Regions from separate parts of the Homo sapiens genome. Here regions 1 and 2 are each linked to region 3. The links are chromatin loops, found by intact Hi-C in ENCODE. Cell type or tissue: heart right ventricle. All regions are shown on one strand. Links, peaks and the distances in the headings refer to the core of each region. The heading gives the core; the rest is flanking DNA.

What was found. Hi-C counts contacts between places; a loop is a spot of excess contacts. Peaks named below come from ENCODE experiments on the same cell type or tissue, not always from the same donor. Only the 100,000 strongest peaks of a DNase experiment are listed, where the experiment ranks them.
Region 1: it touches region 3 in a loop (5-fold over the local background); 50 of 110 quality-filtered maps call a loop at or near these places.
Region 2: a loop joins it to region 3, with 11 times the contacts of the local background. A loop is called at or near these places in 101 of 110 quality-filtered maps.

What each region holds. Positions count from the first base shown.
Region 1 is chr3:196,524,851-196,532,346 of GRCh38, reverse strand. It overlaps the pseudogene NAA50P2. Among named protein-coding and RNA genes, the nearest start is that of SMCO1, 13 kb to the right of the region's middle. RefSeq lists a silencer at 3,290-3,589 and an enhancer at 4,360-4,429. In heart right ventricle, for the core only: a CTCF peak has its summit at 3,409 (motif pointing left); a DNase peak (open chromatin) is centred at 3,446; H3K4me3 peaks cover 941 bases.
Region 2 is chr3:196,605,890-196,613,385 of GRCh38, reverse strand. No RefSeq gene overlaps it. Among named protein-coding and RNA genes, the nearest start is that of LINC01063, 23 kb to the left of the region's middle. In heart right ventricle, for the core only: CTCF peaks have their summits at 3,722 and 3,927 (motif pointing left); a DNase peak (open chromatin) is centred at 3,905; H3K4me3 peaks cover 122 bases; H3K27ac peaks cover 2,719 bases.
Region 3 is chr3:196,680,570-196,688,065 of GRCh38, reverse strand. No RefSeq gene overlaps it. Among named protein-coding and RNA genes, the nearest start is that of CEP19, 28 kb to the left of the region's middle. RefSeq lists an enhancer at 4,526-5,027. In heart right ventricle, for the core only: CTCF peaks have their summits at 2,790 (motif pointing right) and 2,992 (motif pointing right); a DNase peak (open chromatin) is centred at 2,975; H3K4me3 peaks cover 917 bases; H3K27ac peaks cover 968 bases.

The DNA of each region.
Region 1 (7,496 bases), core at 1,221-6,220, 160 kb after region 3:
ATCATTGCTGGATCATATGGTAGTCCTATTTTTAATTTTTTCAGAAACCTCCATACTGTTTTTCATAATGGCCGTAATAATTTACATTCCCATCAATAGTGCACAAGGGTCAAAGAACTAATATTTGCCTTTGATAATCCTTTCTATTATTTATTTCTTTCTATTTCATGAATTCCTGCTCTAATCTTTATTATTTCCTTCATTCTAATAACTTTAGGTTTAATTTGCTCTTTTTCTAACACCTTGAGATGAACACTTATCTCACGGATATGTCCAGCTTTTATTTTGCATTTGAGACAAAATTTCTTCAAAGTACAGTTTTAGCTACCTCCTTATTGTCTTATGTCACATTTTCATTGTTTTTCAATGAAACATTTAAAATTTTCATTGTATTTTCTTCTTTGAGACATGAATAATTTAGAAACATGGTAAAACACTGAAACTTTCTTCATGATGTTGGTAACAAGAGAATAGAATGAAGCCTATAATCCCAGCACTTTGGGAGGCTGAGGCAGGCAGATGGCCTGAGGTCAGGAGTTTGAGAATAGAATGAAATTCCCTTGATTAATTCTATTCAACATTCTGTTGAAGGTGTAGACATTACAACAAGACAAGAAAAAGAAATGAAAGACATAAGAATTGGAAAGGAAGAACTAAAACTGTCATTCACAGACAACATGATTGTGTTTGCAGAACAAGGACGGATGCGGTGACTCACGCCTGTAATTCCAGCACTTTGGGAGGAAAAGGTGGGTGGATCACCTGAGGTCAGGAGTTTGAGACAAGCCTGGCCAACATGGTGCAACCCTGTCTCTACTAAAAATACAAAAATTAGTCAGGTGTGGTGGCATGTGCCGGTAGTACCAGCTACTCAGGAGGCTGAGGCAGGAGAGCCACTTGAACCCAGGAGGTGGAGGTTGCAGTGAGCTGAGATCACGCCACTGCACTCCAGCCTGGGTGACAGAGCAAGACGAAAGAAAAGAAAGGCGGGCAGGCGGGCAGGCGGGCAGGCGGGCGGGCAGGCGGGCGGGTGGGCGGGCAGGCAGGCAGGCGGGCGGGCGGGCATCTACAGATGAACGACTAAGTGAAAAATGGGTTTAGTAAGGTTGCTGAATAAAAAGGTAAATATAGAAAAATTGGTCGTATTTATAACAGCAATAAGAAAAACATTAAACACTACTTACAACAGCATCAAGAAACATCAAATACCTAGTAATAAATCTAATGGAAAACATGCAAAAACTCTACAAAGGAAACTACAAAACACGACCGAGGAAAATTAAAGAGAATCTAAATAAAGATACGTATCATATTCATGAATTAGAAGGCTAAATATTATGAAGATGTCAATGTAATTCTACTCAATATCCCAGCTCATAGCGTTCTAAAAATTAGCAAGCTTATTGAAAATTTTATATGAAAATGCAAATGGCCCAGAATACCCCAGATAATCTTGAAGAGCATAGCTGGAGGACTCACACTGTATGTTATTAAGACTTTTTAATGAAGCCAAAATAATTAAGGTTGAGTGTGATTTGGGCACAAGAATAAATAAGCAGACCAATGGAACAGAATAGAGGATAGAAATAGATGCTTGCATGTATGCAAACTTGATTAATGACAAAAGTCCACTGCAGAGCAGTGAGGAAACTCTTTATAATAAATGGGATTGAGTCAGTTGTATATCCATATGGAGAAGAAAAGAATCTTGACCTTCTTCACATTAATCCAAAGGTCTAAATTTTAGGCATATTACAGATATAAATGTAATAGGTAAAGTGGTGAAGCTTCTAAAAGGAAAAAAATATTTTCATGACCTTGGGGTAGGAAAAATTTCATATATAAGACATCAAAATGAAAACATGATAAATTGGACTACTTGAAAATTAAGAACATTAGTTCATGAAAACACACCATCAAGATGATGAAAAGAAAGCCACGGAGTGGACCGGGTGCGGTGGCTCAAGCCTGTAATCCCAGCACTTTGGGAGGCCGAGGCAGGCGAATCATGAGGTCAAGAGATCGAGACCATCCTGCCCAACATGGTGAAACCCCGTCTCTACTAGAAATACAAAAATTAGCTGGGCTTGGTGGCATGTGCCTGTAGTCCCAGCTATTCAGGAGGCTAAGGCAGGAGAATCACTTGAACCCGGGAGGCAGAGGTTGCAGTGAGCCGAGATCGTGCCATTGCACTCCAGCCTGGGCGACACAGAGAGACTACATCTCACAAAAAAAAAAAAAAAAAAAAAGATACAATGCACTTTGGGTATTCAGGGGAAAGGGTGGGAAGGGGGCGAGGGATAAAAGACCACACGTTGGGTACCGTGTACACTGCTCGAGTGATGGCTGCACCAAATCTCAGAAATCACCACTGAAGAACTTATGAAACCAAACACCACCTGTTCCCCAAAAACCTATTGAAATAAATAAAAAGTAAGTAAAATATAAAAATGGTAAATTTTGTTATGTATATTTTTGCACAATTTAAACAAACTTTTCTGGCTCACACCTGTAATCCCAGCACTTTGGGAGGCCAAGGCGGGAGGACCACTTGAGCCCAGGAGTTGGAGACCAGCCTGGGCAACGTAGCAAGACTATGTCTTAATTAATTAATTAATTAATTAATTTATGGAGACAGAGTCTCGCCCTGTCACCCAGGCTGGAGTGCAATGGCACGATCTTGGCTCACTACAACCTCTGCCTTCTGGGTTCAAGCGATTCTCCTGCCTCAGCCTCCCGAGTAGCTGGGATTACAGGTGCGCGCCACCACGCCCGGCTAATTTGTTGTATCTTTAGTAGAGATGGGGGTTTCACCATGTTGGCCAGGCTGGTTTCGAACTCCTGACCTCGTGATCCGCCAGCCTCAGCCTCCCAAAGTGCTGGGATTACAGGCGTGAGCCACCGTGCCCGGCCTCAGAAGCTCCACAGTGGGCCTCTTCTTATATTTCATGGGCCAGAATTCTGCCACCTGTCCGTTCCTAAACCAATGATAACGGCAATAATAATAAAATTGCTGTGATTGATTTATTCTAAGACTCACCCCCAACTCTCACACTGGGAAGGGGCTCAGCTTCCCCTGAAGCACGTGGCTGCCCAATACTCAAACAATATCTGGATTTTGCTAAGGAGAAAAAAGTAGTGGCGGGGATCAGGGAGGACCCAGCAAGGTTTTTCTCACTGGGGCAGGGACTGATTCCCTGAGGACGCCGAAGTTCTTCCGGAGACGCACCTGAGACGGACTGACTCCCACCCCGGAGTCCCTGCGGAGTTATAAATGTCCCTTAGATCTGTCCCCTCAGCTCTCCATTCCGGGGACCAGTGTTCTGAGCTCGGCCGCCATCGCCTCACGCTCAGCGACGGGCGTGGCCGGGAGCCGCCTGCGGATGGAGGAAGCGGCCGCCAGCGCCCCCTGGAGGCTCGGGCCGGCTCCACTCCCGCGGCCCCCGCCACCGCCCAGCTCCCCGCGGAGGCGCCCAGGCCGGTCTGAGCCCGACAGGGCGGAACCACCGCGGCGGCGCTGCCCTGAGTGGAAATGCGGCCTCCGCAGCGGGAGAAGATGCTGGGAGCCGGATGGGGCCCGGAGGCGCGACACCGCAGTTCTCCGTACTTGAAGACACCCATCCAGGCCACCTTTTCAGTCGGCTGCAGGGACACGTCCTACAAGGGCGTGCTGGAGGCTGAGCTAGCAAAGCTGGGGCGAGGGCGGGACGGTGGATCATTCGCAGACACATCATCACACCAGGGTGTCCGGCACCTTACCCAAGGCCAGGAATAGCAACTCAGATGTTAAATCGTGTCAAACATCTGTGGAGAAGATGGCACCTTTTTCTTCTCCTTCTTTCTCTCTCTCTCTCTCTTTCTTTTTTTTTTTTTTTTTTTTTTTTTTTTTTTTTTTTTTTTTGAGATGGAGTCTCGCTCTGTCACCCAGGCTGGAGTACAGTGGCGCGATCTCGGCTCACTGCAACGTCCACCTCCCGGGTTCAAGTGATTCTCCTGCCTCAGCCTCCCGAGTAGCTGAGATTAGAGGCATGTGCTACCACGCCCGGCTAATTTTTGTATTTTTAGTAGAGACGGGGTTTCACCATGCTGGCCTGGCAGGTCTTGAACTCCCGACCTCAGGACATCCGCCCGCCTTGGCCTCCCAAAGTGCTGGGGTTACAGATGGGAGCCACCGCGCCTGGCTAATTTTTGTGTTTTTAGTAGAGACGGGGTTTCACCATATTGGCCAGGCTAGTTTCGAACTCCTGTACTCTAGGGATCTGCCTACTTCAGCCTCCCAAAGTGCTGGGATTACAGGCATAAGCCACTGCCCAGCCAAGATGGCACTTTTGACAACATCTGTTTGTCCAGATCAGCAATGAGTCAGCAATTGACTTCTACAGAAGTTTGGCTTTGAGATGACTGAGACAAAGACAGATAAAGGATAAGAGGATGGAGCCTGCAGATGCTCAGGAGTTGCAGAAAAACCTCAAAGTCCCTTCCGATCAGAATGGAGATATGCAAAACACAACTGAACAAGTCACAAAATGAACCTTCTTGCACTTGCTTGTTGACAAAAAAAGACAAGCCCATTGATTTTCACCCCCTCTTTCTTGTAAAGCTTTCCTGCACTGCCATGTTTTTGTTTTTCCTTCTTTCTTTTCTTTTCAAAGTTTTAATACTTTCAAGGACTTTAAAAATGATCATGTTTGGGCCAGGCGCAGTGACTCACTCCTGTAATCCCAGCACTTTGGGAGGCCAAGGTGGGTGGATCACTTGAGGTCAGGAGTTCCAGACGAGCCTGGCCAACATGGTGAAACCCCATCTGTACTAAAAATACAAAAATTAGCCAGGCGTGGTGGCGTGTGCCTGTAGTCCCAAGCTACTCAGGAGCCTGAGACAGGGGAATCGCTTGAACCTGGGAGGCAGAGGTTGCAGTGAGCCGAGATCGTGCCACTGCACTCCAGCCTGGGCCACAGAGCAAGACTCCATCTCAAAAAAAAAAAAAAAAAAAAAAAAAAAAAAAAGATCATGTTTGGATTGTTTCAGTTCTCTTATTTTTGTGAGGTGGTTTGACTGAAGGCAGGAGAAGGTAGATCTGTTTAATTTCACAGTTAAGATAAATGGTTCTAAAAATTTAGGTGTCAAATAATTTCACATTTCTTAGCTTGGAGTTGGAGACCAGCCTGGGCAACATAGCAAGACTCTGTCTCTATTTTTTTTTTTTGGAGACGGAGTCTCACACTGTTGCCCAGGCTGGAATGCAATGGCGAGATCTCAGCTCACTGCAACCTCCGCCTTCTGGGTTCAAATGATTCTCCTGCTTCAGCCTCCTGAGTAGCTGGGACTACAGGCGCCTGCCACCACGTCCGGCTAATTTTGGTATTTTCTTAGTAGAGACAGGGTTTCACCATGTTGGCCAGATGGTCTTGATTTCTTGACTTCATGATCCGCCTGCCTCGGCCTCCCAAAGTGCTGGGATTACAGGCGTGAGCCACCGAGCCTGGCCCTCTTAGTTGTTTTTTCTTAGTCCTGCTTTCACATCGAAGGGCAGAGCCTACAAAATATTGTACATTTCAAAAGACAGAAAGAAGCAGCAGTGATATCTTGTTTTCTAATTCATAGACGAGTTTAGTGTGCTTGTGGTACCTTGGGCTTTGAAAGCCTTTGTGGGATACCAATCCCTAGACATTATCTTCACTCCAGCTTTAGTCCTTCCGAGCACTCTCAGGAGTAGCACCGTTGCTATCTCTGGAAGAAATGCTGAGCATATTTATTATTATTATTATTATTTTGGAGACAGAGTCTTGCTCTGTCGCCCAGGCTGGAGTGCAGTGGCGGATCTCGGCTCATTGCAAGCTCCGTCTCCTGAGTTTAGGCGATTCTCCTGCCTTAGCCTCCCGAGGTAGCTGGGACTACAGGCACGCGCCACCACGCCCGGCTAATTTTTGTGTTTTTAGTAGAAAGAGGGTTTCACCATGTTGGCCAGGCTAGTCTTGAACTCCCGACCTCAGGTAATCTGCCTGCCTTGGCCTCCCAAAGTGCTGAGACTACAGGGGTGAGCCACGGCGCCTGGCCGCATATTTTGATTTTTAAAGCAATTATTTCTTCTCTTCTTGCTGGTGGGTGGGGCACCTTGGGTACGTAGTGTTATACTTTGGTCTAAGTATTTTGAGTTAAACTGCTTTTTTGCTAAAATGAATGGGCTGGTTTTTATCAGGTTTATTTTTCCTGCTGTTGTTACTAATGGCATTAACTTTTAGAGTCGGAAGCGGTAAGACTGATTTTTTAAAATATCCCAGAGATATGGCTTCTAATTGACCTAGAGATTTGTCGTAATTTAACTTTTTTCTCCTGCCCCTTTTCTTCAGTAAATCCAACAATAACCCAGGTGTGGTGGCTCATGTCTGTAATCCCAACACTTTGGGAGGCCAAGGCGGGTGAATCACTTGAGCCCAGGAATTGGAGACCAGCCAGGACAACATAGTAAGATGCCTGTCTGTACATAAAAATTAAAACAAAAAAAAATTAGCTGGGCGTGGTGGTGCATACCTGTAGTCCCAGCTACTTGGGAGGCTAAGGAAGGAGAATCACTTGAGCCCACGAGGTCGAGGCTGCAGTATGCCGTGATCATGCCACTGCACTCCAGCCTGGGCAACAGAGTGAGACCCTGTTTCTAAAAAAGAAAATGTTGGCCGGGTGCAGTGGCTCACGCCTGTAATCGCAGCACTTTGGGAGTCTGAAGACCAGCCTGGGCAACATGGTGAAACCTCATCTGTACAAAAAAAATTTTTAAGTCCATATAGGTTATTACCGCTAAATAAACGGAAGCAGGTGTTTTCTCTTGGACATACTGAAAATATTTAAAAGAAAGCTTAGATGGCAGCATGAGCATGAAGAACCAAGAAAGCATACTTGGAGTCAGTGCAAATGTTAGCTACCTTTCCTTTGCTTAATTCTAGTGCTCGAGTAAGAGCTATCAGCTCAGCTAATTGAGTGCTTGGACGGAGAGACACACTTTCAATGACGTCATTTAGAGTGACTACTGCATATCCTGCCTTATGGATTCCTTGTTCTACAAAAGAGCTCCCATCTGTGAAGAGGGTCCAGTGTGGGTTCTCTAGCGGTTTCCCTGAGATCTTCCCTGGCTGCATAGGTCTGTATCAGGACTTGTTCACAGTCATGTTCAGGTTCCCTAGTTTCCTTGGGGAGGAAAGTGGCTGGATTTAGGCGAGAACAATTTTTTTGTTTTTGGTTTTGTTTTTGTTTTTTTTGAGACGGAGTCTCACTCTGTCGCCAGGCTGGAGTGCAGTGGCACAATCTCAGCTCAATGCAACCTCCACCTCCTGGGTTCAAGTGATTTTCCTGCCTCAGCCTCCCGAGTAGCTGGGACTACAGGCATGCACCACCACCATGCCTGGCTAATTTTTATGTATTTAGTAGAGATGGGGTTTCACTATGTTGGCCAGGCTGATCTTGAACTCCTGACCTCATGATCCACCCACCTCGGCCCCCTA
Region 2 (7,496 bases), core at 1,221-6,220, 75 kb after region 3:
ATTAAGTATTAAATAATGTCGGGAGGTTATAGTTAATTTTGTTGGGTGTTATATTTTGATTTTGGCTATGCAGAACATATTCTTTTTTTTTTTTTTTTTTTTTTTTTTTTTTGAGACAAAGTCTCGCTTTGTCACCCACACTGGAGTGCAATGGTGTGATCTCGGCTCACTGCAACCTCCGCCTCCCGGGTTCAAGTGATTCTCATGTCTCAGCCTCTGGAATAGCTAGGATTGGAGTCACCCACCACCACGCCTGGCTAATTTTTGTATTTTTAGTAGAGATGGAGTTTCACCGTGTTGGCCAGGCTAGTCTTGAATTCCTGACCTCAGGTGATCCACCCACCTTGGCCTCCCAAAGTGCTGGGATTACAGACATGAGTCACCGCTCCCGGCCAATATTCTTACGTCTTAAAGATACACACTGAAGTATTTAGGAGTGGAATGTCATGACACCTTTATATATGTATTTAGATATTTCATAAAAAATTAATGAAGTGAGCTAAAAGAGAAGACACTCTTCCCACAAGGCAGTAGTCATGCAGGAGAAGAAAAGCACGTTGAAGTTGTACTAAACATCAAGTTAAAGCCACCACACATAACTCCTTGGCAAGGAAAGGGCCCACGATGGCATTGTTCTCACCTTTTCCTTCCTGCTTAGACCCCTTCCTGACTCCCTCTGGTTGAGTTTCTGAGAAACTCATGCCTCTACCAAGAGACCTCCCCGGGAGGGCTTAGCCTGGAGACTCAGGTATGGAAAGGGCTGTCCCAAGGAAAAGTGAGGCCAGTGGAAGAACACTGGAGGAGGGAGGTTTCAGATGGATAAAAGGCAAAACAGAGCTGGTTTCTTAGGGGAAGCAGTAAAATTTCCATGCCTGGAAGGGTCAAGCACAGGCTGGAAGGCTTGTTGGGAGTGACTGAGTGGGGAGGGAGGCTGGCCTTGGAGACTTCTACAGCGCCTTTCAGCCTCAGACACCAGGACCCAGAAGAAGGGTAGGTGAGGCTAGAGATGGTAAGAATGAGACAGAGAGGCGGAAAGCGAGGCCGGGGCCAGGCACTGACCGAGCTGGGACTCGAGCTGTTTCTCTCATCTCTGCCTTCCCTCCCTGGAACCTGCTTTGTGGTGCTGCTTCCTGTCTCCTACAATCTGGAGAAGTCAATTTCCTGTGGTAGCTGATTTCATTTGATAAGAAAAGGGAGGGTAGGTCAAACGAAGCCATTGCAGGGACTGTCCTTGAAAAGAAACAGAAGCTCAGTCTTGGCACGTCCTCCTCCCATCCTGACCATTCTAAAAGGAGGGAGATTTAGGAGAGAAGCCACAAGCCAAATGATCATAAGATTTGTTTTGAACTTTGCAAATACTATATTTAAAGCCAACAAAAAATAGTGACCAGCATATTTCCTAGCTCCAGGCAGAGCAGAACAATGCAGTTCAGGTCAATAGACGGGACCCTAGGGCCTGTTTGTGCTGGGTTTGGACAGGATATAAAGATGAATAGACTACCCTCAAAGCATTTTCAACCCTCAATTGCAGCCAAAAGGCTAAAAAGAAGAACTCGCTGTAAAACATCCTTAGTCCTGAATTACCTGGAAAGAATATAGAATCTCCTTGGAAACATTTAACATATATTCTTTCTGATCCTCTTAGTGTGGTTTCGATGTAGCCTTACCTGAGGGGCAAAAACAAAAACAAAAAAACACCTAAAACCAATGACCCATTGGCGTCTCATTCAGACCTAGGATTCTAGAGATACATCTCCCTATTAGTCTCTCTTGGCCCCAGGGAAAGAAAGAAGCCACCTTCCCTGACAAGGGGCTAGGAGCCAAATCCCTAGAAATAAATCCACCTGGTTCTGTGCTGTCTTTCCTCTCAATGGCCCTGGACCCCTCAAGAGTTCAATTTGAAAGACGTACAACTATTATGTATCCGTAATAATTAAAGATAAGAAATTTTTGGCCTGGCCTGGTGGCTCATGCCTGTAATCCCAGCACTTTGGGAGGCTGAGGCAAGGAGGATGGCTTGAGGCCAGGAATTCAAGACCAGCCTGGGCAACATAGAGAGACCATATCTCTAAAAATAAATTAAAATAAATTTTAAAAGATGTTTTTAAGCCAACTTGTCCCAACACCTAATCCTTTGGCTGAAATTCAAGCAACATGCCCATGAGACAAGGGCCAAAGTGCTCTTGAAAAAGAGCTAGTAATGATAAATAATGTTTTAAAAACACTCCACCATAAATGCAAACTTTTCACATTATTATCTTACTTGAGTATCTCACGTCTGTGAGGTATTTATTTTTATTATATTTTAGAGACAAGGCGCCACTCTGTCACCATACTAGAGTCTAGTGGCACGATCACAGCTCACTGCAGCCTCCACCTTCTGGGCTCAAGGGATCCTCCTGCCTCAGCCTCCCAAGTAGCTAGGATTACAGGCATGCACCACTATGCCCAGCTAATTCTTATTTTTTGTGGAGATGGGGTCTTACTTTGTTGCCCAGGCTGGTCTCAAACTCCTGGCCTCAAGCAATCCTCCAGCCTTGGCCTCCCAAAGTGTTGAGATTACAGGCATGAGCCACTGCGCCCGTCCTCTGTGAGATATTTATGAAAGGCATTATTAATACCCATTTATAGATAACAAAACTGAGGGCCGGGCGTGGTGGCTCACGCCTGTAATCCCAGCACTTTGGGAGGCCGAGGCGGGCAGATCACGAGGTCAGGAGATCGAGACCATCCTGGCTAACACGGTGAAACCCCGTCTCTACTAGAAATACAAAAAAATTAGCCGGGCATGGTGGTGGGCACCTGTAGTCCCAGCTACTCGGGAGGCTGAGGCAGGAGAATGGCATGAACCCGGGAGGTGGAGCTTGCAGTAAGCTGAGATCACGCCACTGCACTCCAGCCTGGGCAACAGAGTGAGACTCTGTCTCAGAAAAAAAAAAGAAAAGAAAACTGAGGCCCAGAGAAGGCAAGTGACTTGCCCAAAATTAACTATGTGACCTCTAACCTAGTTCAACCACGCCCAAGATGATAAACTCCCATGTACATGTTTGTCACCTTGGCCATGGTGGGACTAGGTTAGAGGTCACACAGTTACCACGCTGCCTCTACTGTGGTACACCTAGATACCGAGATAGTATAAGGGCATTGTAACAGTGGATTTCAGGGAGAAGCAGTGAGAAGGTCCTAGGATCACATTTTTGGGGATTTCTGCAAAACTACCCCTCATTACAGTGTTTTGATCCCCAGCCCCCCAGGTCCTACCCCCAGGCATTCCTTCTCCACATGCCATGCGGGTGTGGACAAAGCTATAGACCAGATTGCAGGTGGGTGTCTATGTTCTCATCCAGTCTAGCAAGTGAGTGGGGAACATAGAGATGTGTAAGAAATTGTGAGAGGCCTTTGCCTTCCGGGTGATGATAGTCTTGGAGATCAGTGTGATGCCTCTGGGGTAGGTGAGGAACTGGGGGAGCCAACCAGCTTTTCCCTTCCCTTATGCTGTGTTTCTTATTTCCAGAAATATTCTTATTACTAGAAGGTGATTATTTGGCCAGACCTATACTCCTGACCATTGGGAAAAAAATGGGAAAATGTTGGACATGAAGGAAGGGAAAGAGAAGAGTGAGAGAAACTAGAACATTTATGGCCGAAGCAGAGGATAAGAAATTAGGAAAAAGCAAAGAAAAAAAAGCCAGGTCCTCAATAGTATTGAGTGCATCTTCCTCCTTCCAAAATAAACGGCTGCCAGCTTTAGAGAAAACATATTTGTGGCTCAACTCACCACAGGTGCGGGTTTGACTCTGAAGTGGGACTGAGGAACTAGTTTACTTTTTCCATTCCATGTGTTTCCTCATGCAAGCTCCTCCCCACAGGGCACCCCTTGGCACCCCACCCTCCCCTGGGCACCTGACATGTGCCGCTGCTGCCCCCTGCTGGGAGAACACTGTTGGATCCCGGGGAGAGGGACTCCTTTCAGAGTGGCCACATCAGGGGCAGGAGAGGAGGGGACTTTGAAGGGTAAGTGATAAAACAGAGCATTTAAATATAGCCAGACACTAAAATCTTTTCACAAAATGTCTGAAACGTCTGGCTTATAATCAGCATACAGGCCTGTGAAAAGGGGTCAAGGAAGTATAAGGTGGTTGGGTACCCACCTGAGATGGAAGCCTTTTAATGAGGCCTAGACTACCCATCTCCTCCCTTTGGTATATCTGAAGCATTTTAGCCTTCTTAAAGCACAATGTTTATTAAGTGGTAAAAAAATTATTCAAAGACTACATGGCTAAGATAATAAGCTTCATACTCTTCGACAACTGTTTTCTTCCCTTTTATTCCAAAGTCCACAAACTGACCCCAACTTACCTCTTTATTTCTGTCTCCCACTATTCTTCCTTGCACAGGCTGTGACCTATGTTGTCTTCTACCAACTCCCCCTGCACACACACTTATAGCTCTATAAATAACACACATTATAACAAAGTTATGAAACAAGAACTAACAAAAATGAAACAAGAACAGGTAAATATTTTTAAAGCCAATAACCTCATCATTGTATTTTTTATTCTTTGAATTCTGTGCTGTGTGCCTATGTTTCATATTCAAAAATAGTAAATTCATTAGTTTATTTTTAAATGAGAAAAAAATGGGTTAGAAATCTTACGAACATGACATATGTTTAATGACTTTTAAAATCTAATAGAATAAACTCCATACTGAGCACAAAGAGAAAATTTGTGAATTAACACAAGACAGAGCAGTAAACACGATAAAGACATTTTTTCAAGTAAAAAATATGTGACATCAGCTAGGCAATCGAGACAATACATTGGGTCTCTAATATATCCCCTTTTAAAAGCCTCAGAAGAAAATAACAGTAAAGGAGAAATGATTGAACAGATTATAGTTCATGTGAATATCCACATGTAAGAGAATGAAGTTGAATTCCTACCTCACACCATAAACAAAAAAATAATTCTAAATTCTCATAGACCTAAATGTGAGAGATCAAACTGTAAAACCCTTTGAAGAAAACAAAGGAGTAAATCTTTGTGACTTTGAACTAGACAATGGTTTCTTAGATATGAAACCAAAAGCCCAAGTGACAAAAGAAGTAAATAAATTGGACTTCAACTCAACAATAAAAAGACAAATTACGCATTTTTTATTTTAGTTTATTTTATTTTTTATTTTTGAGACAGAGTCTCAATCTGTCACCCAGGCTGGAGTGCAGTGGTGCAATCTCAGTTCACTGCAACCTCTGCCTCCCAGGCTCAAGCAATTCTTGTGCCTCAGCCTCCCAAGTAACTGGGATTACAAGTGTGTACCACCATGCCCAGCTAATTTTTTAAATATTTTTAGTAGAGACGGGGTTTCATCATGTTGCTCGGGCTGGTCTTGAACTCCTGAGCTCAGGCAATCTGCTCACCTCGACTTCCCAAAGTGCTAGGATTACAGGCATGAGCCACTCCACCCGGCCAAATTACTCATTTTTTAAATGGGCAAAGGATCTGTACACAAACAACTTAGATGCCTGTGAGGAAAGCATGCTTAGTTCCTACTCCTAAGATTTCCATTCATTTCAAGGACCTCTATTGGTGTGATAGTCTCAGTCTCTCTGCCTCTTTACTCATTCTGCTCCTTGGAGGACAGAGTGATGTTAAATAGTAAATTTAGGAAGAATAATCTGGATATGTTAGTTCTGCTTTTCTTTTTGGGGAGCAAACTGCTGGCGGTGTTTTATATATATATATATATGTTTATCAAATTGTTTGTATATTTGTTGCCTTGATCTACTAAACACTCAGCTAACAGACCTAAAGCTACGTCCTCTAACCTGGTCGCTACCAGCAATAAAGATAATATTTTGGCCTCTACAGGGGCCAAACCCAAGCAGAGAACCCTATCTTTTTATTGGATCTTCAAAGACAATATTGAATGACATAAAAGATGATGAAGATATGCTACAGTCATGGATGAGAATGCATTTCATCATAAAGATACCAATTCTTCCCAAGTCTATTGATTCAACATGCATATTGATTTATATTTTCAATTTTCAATAAAAATCCCAACAGAACTTCCAGGTGACTTCACAAGGTACGTTCTAAAATCTATATAGAAGAGTAAAGGGCCAAGAATAACCAAAACAATTTTTTAAAACCAAAAGTTTGAGGGAATTGCTCTTTCAAAATGAAGACTGGGGCTGGGCACCCTGGCTTATGCTTGTAATCCCAGCACTTTGGGAGGCCAAGGCAGGCGGATTGCGTGAGCCCAGGAGTTCAAGACCACCCTGGGCAATGTGGTGAAACCCTGTCTGTACAAAAAAATGCAAAAAAATTAGCCAGCATAGTGGTGTGTGCATGTAGTCCCAGCTACTTGGGAGGCTGAGGTGGGAGGATCACTTGAGCCAAGGAGTTCAAGATCAGGAGTTGGGCCCAGGAGACAGAGGCTGCGGTGAGCCGTGATCACAGGGCTCATGCCTGTAATCCCAGCCTACGATCCCAGGAAGATCACTTGAGATCTGGAATACGAGCTCAGCCTTGGCAACATAGTGAGACTCCAGCCCTAGAAAAAAGCTTATTTAAAACATTATAAAAGATCTATAAAAAGGATTGACCAGGTGTCATGGTGCACACCTGAAGTCCCAGCTACTAGGGAGGCTGAGATGGGAGGATTTCTTGAGCCCAAGAGTTCAAGGGTACAGTGAGCTATGGCCATGCCACTGTACCACAGCCTGGGTGACAGACCAAGACCGTGACTCTAAAACAAAACAAAAACCCTAAGATTGATTATAAAGTGAGAACAACTAAGAGTGTATAGTACTAGCCTATGTGTAGACAAAGAGGCCAAAAGAATCAGACAGTCCAGGAGCTGGCCCATGTATATGTACATATGGAAACTTGATATGTGACAGAGGAGGCACTGTAAATCAATGGAAGCATAAGCTATTCAATAAATAGGAGCAGGATACAATATTAACAGTATGTATTTAATAATGAAATTTCTACTTTCTCCATAACAAAAATAAATTCTAGATAGATTAAAAACCTATATTAAAAATGTTTTAAAGACTATTTCTCCTTTTGTTTTACAGATATGGACAGAAGCCTCAAAATACCTTTTATGCCTTTCATGGCCCATGATGCAAACTTGTCACGATGTTGTCAACTAATACAAGCCCTGGGTCGGAAAGCCTGTTTAATAAATCGCCAGGGCCAGAGGTGTAATGCAGAGGGATAAACAAGTTTGTTAAGTGGATGACCCTTGTGAGTCTTTTTTCAGGTAACCTAGCAATAAGCTGGCTCTTCAGGGAGGGCCACAAACCCCCTCATGTATAAACTGTCTGGATTATTGGGTTGTTTCTAACATTATTTCTTAGGCCAGAAAGGCTGAAACCTGAATTGCAAAGACACCTTGGTCAGATGATCTCTGATTCCTCCATAATTCTTTTTTTTTTTTTTGGAGACAGAGTCTTGCTCTGTTGCCCAGGCTGGAGTGCA
Region 3 (7,496 bases), core at 1,081-6,080:
CCAGGTGCAGTGGCTCACACCTGTGATCCCAGGACTTTGGGAGGCCGAGGCGGGCGGATCACCTGAGGGCAGGAGTTTGAGACCAGCCTAACCAACATGTAGAAACCCCATCTCTACTAAAAATACAAAATTTAGCCGGGCGTGGTGGCGCATGCCTTTAATCCCAGCTACTCGGGAGGCTGAGGCAGGAGAATCGCTTGAGCCTGGGAGGCAGAGGTTGCAGTGAGCCGAGATCACACCATTGCACTCCAGCCTGGGCAACAAGAGCAAAACTCAGTCTCAAAACAAAAACAAAAACAAAACAAAACTCTTGAATGATGTGTGCAAAGTGACTGTTAACAGTTTGCCTGTGGAAAGAGGAGTGGGGTTAAAGTGGGAGATAGAGAGCTTAAGTGACTTTTCATTTTTTATTTTTAAAATTAAATTTCTGAATGGTTTAAATTTTTTCAAACATGCAATTGAAATAAATTCCAGCTAATGTGTACTCAGTGCCAGACACTGCTCTAGGTGTTTTAGGCCTATTATTTAATCCTCCCAACAAACCTCTGGAGATAGGTATTATTAATCTCCCCCATTTTGCAAATTAGAAAACTGAGGGCCGGAGCAGTGAAGCAGCCTGTCCAAGGTCACACACTAATAAGTGGGAGAGTTGAAATTTGAACCCACGTCATGTGGCTCCAGCATCTATGGACTGACCCTCTCACTGCAAGGCCCTCGATGGACCATGTTGGTCCATGGGATGGTAACTGTAACTGTAATAAGATTCCAGTAAAAACCGCACAAAAACTATGTGCATAGAAAAAGCAATGGGAGTCTCTATAGTTGTCCCTTTAAAACATGGATCCAAAGATTCACTCTGAATTCCAGCTCAGACAGGCTAATTCAGGCATGAAATATAGTGATTTCAGAACACAAGGAAAGCCTCACTTCTCCCTCCTACCCCAAACTGTTGGTTAACATTTCTTGAACAAGGACTAACTTTTTACCACCCAAATAGCGATCAAGCTTAATATGTGAATATTTCTGGACAAGGCGTAACTATCTCAAATTTAATTGTGTATATCTCTGATTTAATATTATCAAGGTGTAAATAGCAATCACATACAAAAAGCAGGTTGTGATAAGAGATGGGGAAAAGGCAGGAAGGAGGGACTCAGAGCATGATAGGGTACATATGGGGAAGGCAGACGGCAGCAGACTATCATATACTAGTTATCAATGATACTTCTTTACAGTGATAGAAGCCTTCCCTTTCCTAAGAACTTCCTATGTATTTACACATTTGATCTTGACAACTTATGAACTAGAGAAGACAGATTTCTTCATTTTATTGATAGGGAAAACCAGGCTCCAGGAGGCTGTGACTTGGTAAATTACCAAGTTGGAACCGGAACCCAAAACTCCTGATTCTCCCTCGAGGATTCTTGAATTACACCCAGACACTTCAGCCACATCACAACTTCACCCAGCATTAGGTCTGAGTCAGCATCAGTGTAAGAAAATGTAGCAGACAAAAGCTCCAGAGGTTAAAGGGAGCAATAGGACCCTGGCCAGGACCCACTAAAGGACATCCAGGTGGAAGGACAGAGGAAGAGCCCAGGTCAACATAGGGGATGCCAAGGTCACAGGCTGGGGGAATGGCCCCAGTGCTGACACCAAGCAGCTAGGAAACAGGGCAGAAGTTTTGATTGTGGCATCTATATGCCAGGACTTTGCTCCCACCACTTCTCCCATGCTGCCCCCATTTCTAGAATCTTCCTCCTATTTCTTTCCCTTCATTCTTTGCTTTCCTCTCCCACTCTAGCTCCAAACTCGCATTTGCAGTTGTATAAAGGGGGGAAATACATGAATTTTTAGAAATAAAATTTGTCTTACCAATGGGATTGGAATTGTAATCCCATTCTCTTAAACTCATTTTAAACCCCTACTAAATCTTTGAACCTTTTCTACTTTATCACATGGTTAGAATGGGTGAAGTTCCATTACTCAATTCTTTCATCACTTAATTAAATCCAATTAATCTATTGACTGCTTTGCTCAATCTTTTTTTTTTTTTTTTCCAGACAGAGTCTTGATCTGTCGTCCAGGCTGGAGTGCAGTGGCACAATCTCGGCTCACTGCAACCTCTGCCTCCCGGGTTCAAGCGATTCTCCTGCCTCAGCCTCCCGAGTAGCTGGGATTACAGGCATGTGCCACCACACCCGGCTAAATTTTTTGTACTTTTAATAGAGATGGGTTTCACCATGTTGGCCAGGCTGGTTTCTAACTCCTGACCTCAGGTGATCCGCCTGCCTCGGCCTCCCAAAGTGCTGGGATTACAGGCCTGAGCCACCGCGCCTGGCCAATCTGTTTAATCTTGAATTCTCTTCATATTCTTTCTATGACTAGTGCTACAGCGGTGCTGGATGTTTAAGTGATCTTCAGCTGAATTCCGCATCTCCCATGGCTTTGACTCTGTAGTCACCTCCCCTAAAAGTCATGCTGATGACCTGAAGACATGGACACGCTCCACAATCCATGCGATATAGAGGAGAAGGAAAATAAGAATGAAAACAAATACTAAACACTATCATTCCTCTAGGGTAGGGGTGTCCAATCTTTTTTCTCCCCACATTAAAAGAAGAATTGTCTTGGGCCATACATTAAAAAATACACTAACACTAATGATAGCTGATGAACTAAAAAAAAAAAAAGTCACAAAAAAAAGCTTATCAATTTGTGTTGGGCTGCATTCAAAGCCACCTGGGCCACATGCAGCCCGCGGGCAGCAGGTGGGACAAGCTTGCTCTAGGGTAAGTGGATGACTCCTGGAACTTCCTGCAATGTGTGGTTGGACCACTGATAGTCGTGGGCGGGAGAAAGCACTGAGGAGGCAAGACAATGAGCGATTCGAACGCGGCTGTGCATGACAAGGAAGACACTGCGTGGTTTTTGTTTTACACTTTGCACATTTTATTTTTAGCCTCGCCACTGCCCACATGGTTCTAAAAATTACCACCAGGGGGCAGAAGGGTGCCAATGTCCATTGTCTCTGCTACGTTTGGGTTTTCCTTTCCGAATTTCCTCACAGAAGAATTTCTGATCCTATTATACAGATTAAGAAACCAAGGAGCAGAGTGAAGTAAGTGGTAGGCAATCCAGCATTTTGTGAGTGGCAGTGGCAGGAGTTAAACACTGGTTTGGGTAAATACAAGGACTAGGCACTTTCAGAGCTCACCTGAGTTTAAAAACATTTTACAATCCTCTTTGATTAAATGCAATACATTAAGAAAACTTCAAACAGGCCAGGCGCGGTGGCTCACGCCTGTGATCACAACACTTTGGAAGGCCGAGGCAGGCGGATCACCTGAGGTCAGGAGTTCGAGACCAACCTGGCCACCGTGGTGAAACCCCATCTCTACTAAAAATACAAAAATACGGGCATTGTGGTGAACACCTGTAATCCCAGCCACTCAGGAGGCTGAGGCAGGAGAATCGCTTGAACCCGGGAGATGGAGGTTGCAGTGAGCCGAGATCGCACCACTGCACTCCAGCCTGGGTGACAGAGCAAGACTCCGTCTCAAACAAAAACAAAACACTTCAAACAATGTTACTGTAACTCCTTCTATTTTCCTGTTTTGTGTTTCACTTATCACCAGTTTTTGTCACTCATAGTCTTTTCAGCTCTGTGTCCATTGTAAAAGAGGGGGACTTGCCCCTTTCGACTAATATCGACTTTATGTCCCTCCATTAAGAAAACCTTGGCCAGGCGCGGTGGCTCAAGCCTGTAATCCCAGCACTTTGGGAGGCCGAGACGGGTGGATCATGAGGTCAGGAGATCGAGACCAGCCTGGCCAACATGGTGAAACCCCATCTCTACTGAAAATACAAAAAATTAGCCGGGTGTGGTGGCGGGTGCCTGTAGTCCCAGCTACTGGGGAGGCTGAGGCAGGAGAATCACTTGAACCCGGGAGGCGGAGTGTTGCAGGAAGTCACCAGCTGAAGCCATGACAGAAGAACGTGGATTGTGAAGATTTTATGGACATTTATTAGTTCCCCAAATTAATACTTTTGTAATTTCTTATGCCTATCTTTACTGCAATCTCTAAACATAAATTGTGAAGATTTCATGGACACTTATCACTTCCCCAATCAATACCCTTGTGATTTCCTATGCCTGTCTTTACTTTAATCTCTTAATCCTGTCAGCTGAGGAGGATGTATGTCACCTCAGGACCCTGTAATAATTGCATTAACTGCACAAATTGTACAGCATGTGTGTTTGAGCAATATGAAATGTGGGCACCTTGAAAAAAGAACAGGATAACAGCAATTGTTCAGGGAACAAGAGAGATAACCTTAAACTCTGACCACATGTGAGCAGGGCAGAACACAGCCATATTTCTCTTCTTTCAAAAGCAAATGGCAGAAATATCGCTGAATTCTTTTTCTCAGCATGGGACATCCCTGAGAAAGAGAATGCACCCCTGAGGGTGGGTCTATAAATGGCCCCCTTCGGTGTGGCCCCCTTAGGTGTGGCCATCTTCTATGGTCGAGACTGTAGGGATGAAATAAACTCCAGTCTCCCATAGCGCTCTCAGGCTTATTAGGAAGAGGAAATTCCCGCCTAATAAATTTTGGTCAGACCAGTTGATCTCAAAAGCCTGTCTCCTGATAAGATGTTATCAATGACAATGGTGCCCGAAACTTCATTAGCAATTTTAATTTCACTTTGGTCCTGTGGTCCTGTGATCTCGCCCTTCCTCCACTTGCCTTGTGATATTCTATTACCCTGTTAAATACTTGATGTCTGTGACCCACACCTATTCGCACACTCCCTCCCCTTTTGAAAATCCCTAATAAAAACTTGCTGGTTTTTGTGGCTTGTGGGGCATCACGGAACCTACCGACATGTGATGTCTTCCCCAGATGCCCGGCTTTAAAATTTCTCTCTTTTGTACTCTGTCCCTTTATTTCTCAAGCCGGCGGACGCTTAGGGAAACGAGAAAAGAACGTACGTGATTATCGGGGCAGGTCCCCTGGTAGCAGAGGTTGCAGTGAGCCGAGATCGTGCCACTGCACTGCAGCCTGGGTGACAGAGGGAGACTCTGTCTCAAAAAAAAAAAAAAAAAGAAAAAGAAAAGAAAAGAAAACCTTTCTGGGCTGGGCACAGTGGCTCATGCCTGTAATCTCAGCACTTCGGGAAGCCGAGGCGGGCAGATCACCCAAGGTCGGGAGTTCGAGACCGGCCTGACCAACATGGAGAAACCCTGTCTCTACTGAAAATACAAAAAAAATTAGCCAGGAGTGGTGGTGTGCACCTGTAATCCCAGCTACTCGGGAGGCTGAGGCAGGAGAATCGCTTGAACCTGGAAGGTGGAGGTTGCAGTGAGCCGAGATCATGCCATTGCACTCCAGCCTGGACAACAGAGCAAGACTCTGTTTCAAAAAAAAATAGTCTTGGCCCTTTGAGTTTGACAAGAGGCTAGCTGGATCCTCACTGGAGACTAGCGTTTCATTTGTGTCAAGTGAAATGGAGTAGTACCGAAAAGGTCGGAGATCTGGGGCTTCGTCAAGTACACAGAACACATTTGAAAACTGTTCCTGTACCTGCCTGATAGTAAACATGATGTGCATATGGCTCTGTCTGGGCTGAGACTTGCTTCCATCATGCCATGATGTTTGGGTCAGGACATCTGTGGACCTCATCTGTTATCTACCAACGATTATAAACGGACAAATTGCCTTAAGTTGGTTTCACAGTATTTTGTTTACATCCCACTTCAGAGAAAATCCCTCCAGCAAATATACCTGCATCTCCTTCCTTCCTCCGTGAGGGAAAAGTCCAGGTGTGGGAGTTGGGGAAGAGTCACCTCTGTCCTCTCTCCAGGTTTCCCACTAGCTGGAGGAAACATCTCCCTCCTTTCTTTAATTTACAGGTTCATTTCCTGAGGCTCCTTTCTGGCTTTCTCACAGAGAGTAGCGTGTTTTCCACACAATGTGTGTTTGCTAAAGAGACCTGCAAGTTTTTCCAAGCTAGATAGTAACACATAGGCAATTCACTTTTTGAAAACGACTGATACAAAATGCGTAAAACAACAATATCCTTTAAAATATAAGGGCTGGGCACGGTGGCTCACACCTGTAATCCCAGCACTTTGGGAGGCTGAGGTGGGCGAATCATCTGAGGTCGGGAGTTTGAGCCTGACCAACATGGTGAAACTCCGTCTCTACTAAAAATACAAAATTAGCCAGGCGTGGTGGTGCATGCCTGTAATCCCAGATACTCAGGAAGCTGAGGCAGGAGAATCGTTTGAACCTGGGAGGCGGAGGTTGCGGTGAGCCGAGATTGTGCCATTGCACTCCAGCCTGGGCAACAACAGTGAAACTCCATCTCAAAAAAAAAAAAAAAAAGATAAAATTGCAAAGAAAAAAAATCTATGTCATCATTATAGGGTGGTAACTTTTACACTTATCTTTCTTTCTAAGGAGATTCTAAGTCCTGAAGAGTCAGTCTCAGACATTACGATCCCCCTCCTCAGGTGCTTTGGACCAGGCTTTCGTCATATGCTGTCTACAGTATTATCATTGTCTAGATTGGTTGCGATTATTCCATAGTCATTTTTATTTAACGGACGTACAGCAAAGTGCATCAATTTGAAGTGTACAGTTCAATGAACGTTGACACAGATGTACACCCCTGTGGGCACCAGCACACGTCTCCAGCACCTCCAAAAGGCTGCCTCATCCCCTTCCTTGTCAATACCAAACCCCCAAAAGGGTGAACCACTGTAACTTCTACCACCTTAGATTGCTTTCGTCATCTTGAATGTAATTGAATAAAACAGTATATACTTGGCCAGGCGCGGTGGCTCACGCTTGTAATCCCAGCACTTTGGGAGGCCGAGGCGGGTGGATCATGAGGTCAGGAGTTCAAGACCAGCCTGGCCAAGATGCTGAAACCCCGTCTCTACTAATAAGACAAAAACAAAACAAAAACAGTATATACTTTTTGGCATCTGGTTTCTCTGCTCAACGTGGGGCAGTGAGATTCATTGACTCTGTGGCATAAAATGGTACTTTCTCTTTTGTATTGCTGTGTGGTATTTCTATATATGAATATATTACAGTTTGGTGATTCAGCCCTCTGTGGATGGGCTTTTAGGTGGTTGTCAGTTTTTTATTACTGTGATAAAGCTGCTAAAAGTGTGTACATGTCTTTTGGGGGATTCATTTTCCTTGGATAAGTACTAGGAATGGAATTGCTGGGTGTTAGTATAAATGGTGTCTTAAAGATTTTTATTTTCTAGTTGATTGTAGAAGCATGTACAAATACAGTTGGTTTTTGTATACTGACCTTCCTTCTAGCAACTGTGCTAAATTCATCTGTGAAATCGCATCATTTATTTGCAGATTCTTTCAGACTTTCTATGTATGTCGTCACGTCATTTGTGAATAATGACAGGTATTTTGCTTTCCAGTTTTTATTCCTTCCCCCCCTTTCTTGACAGTAATGG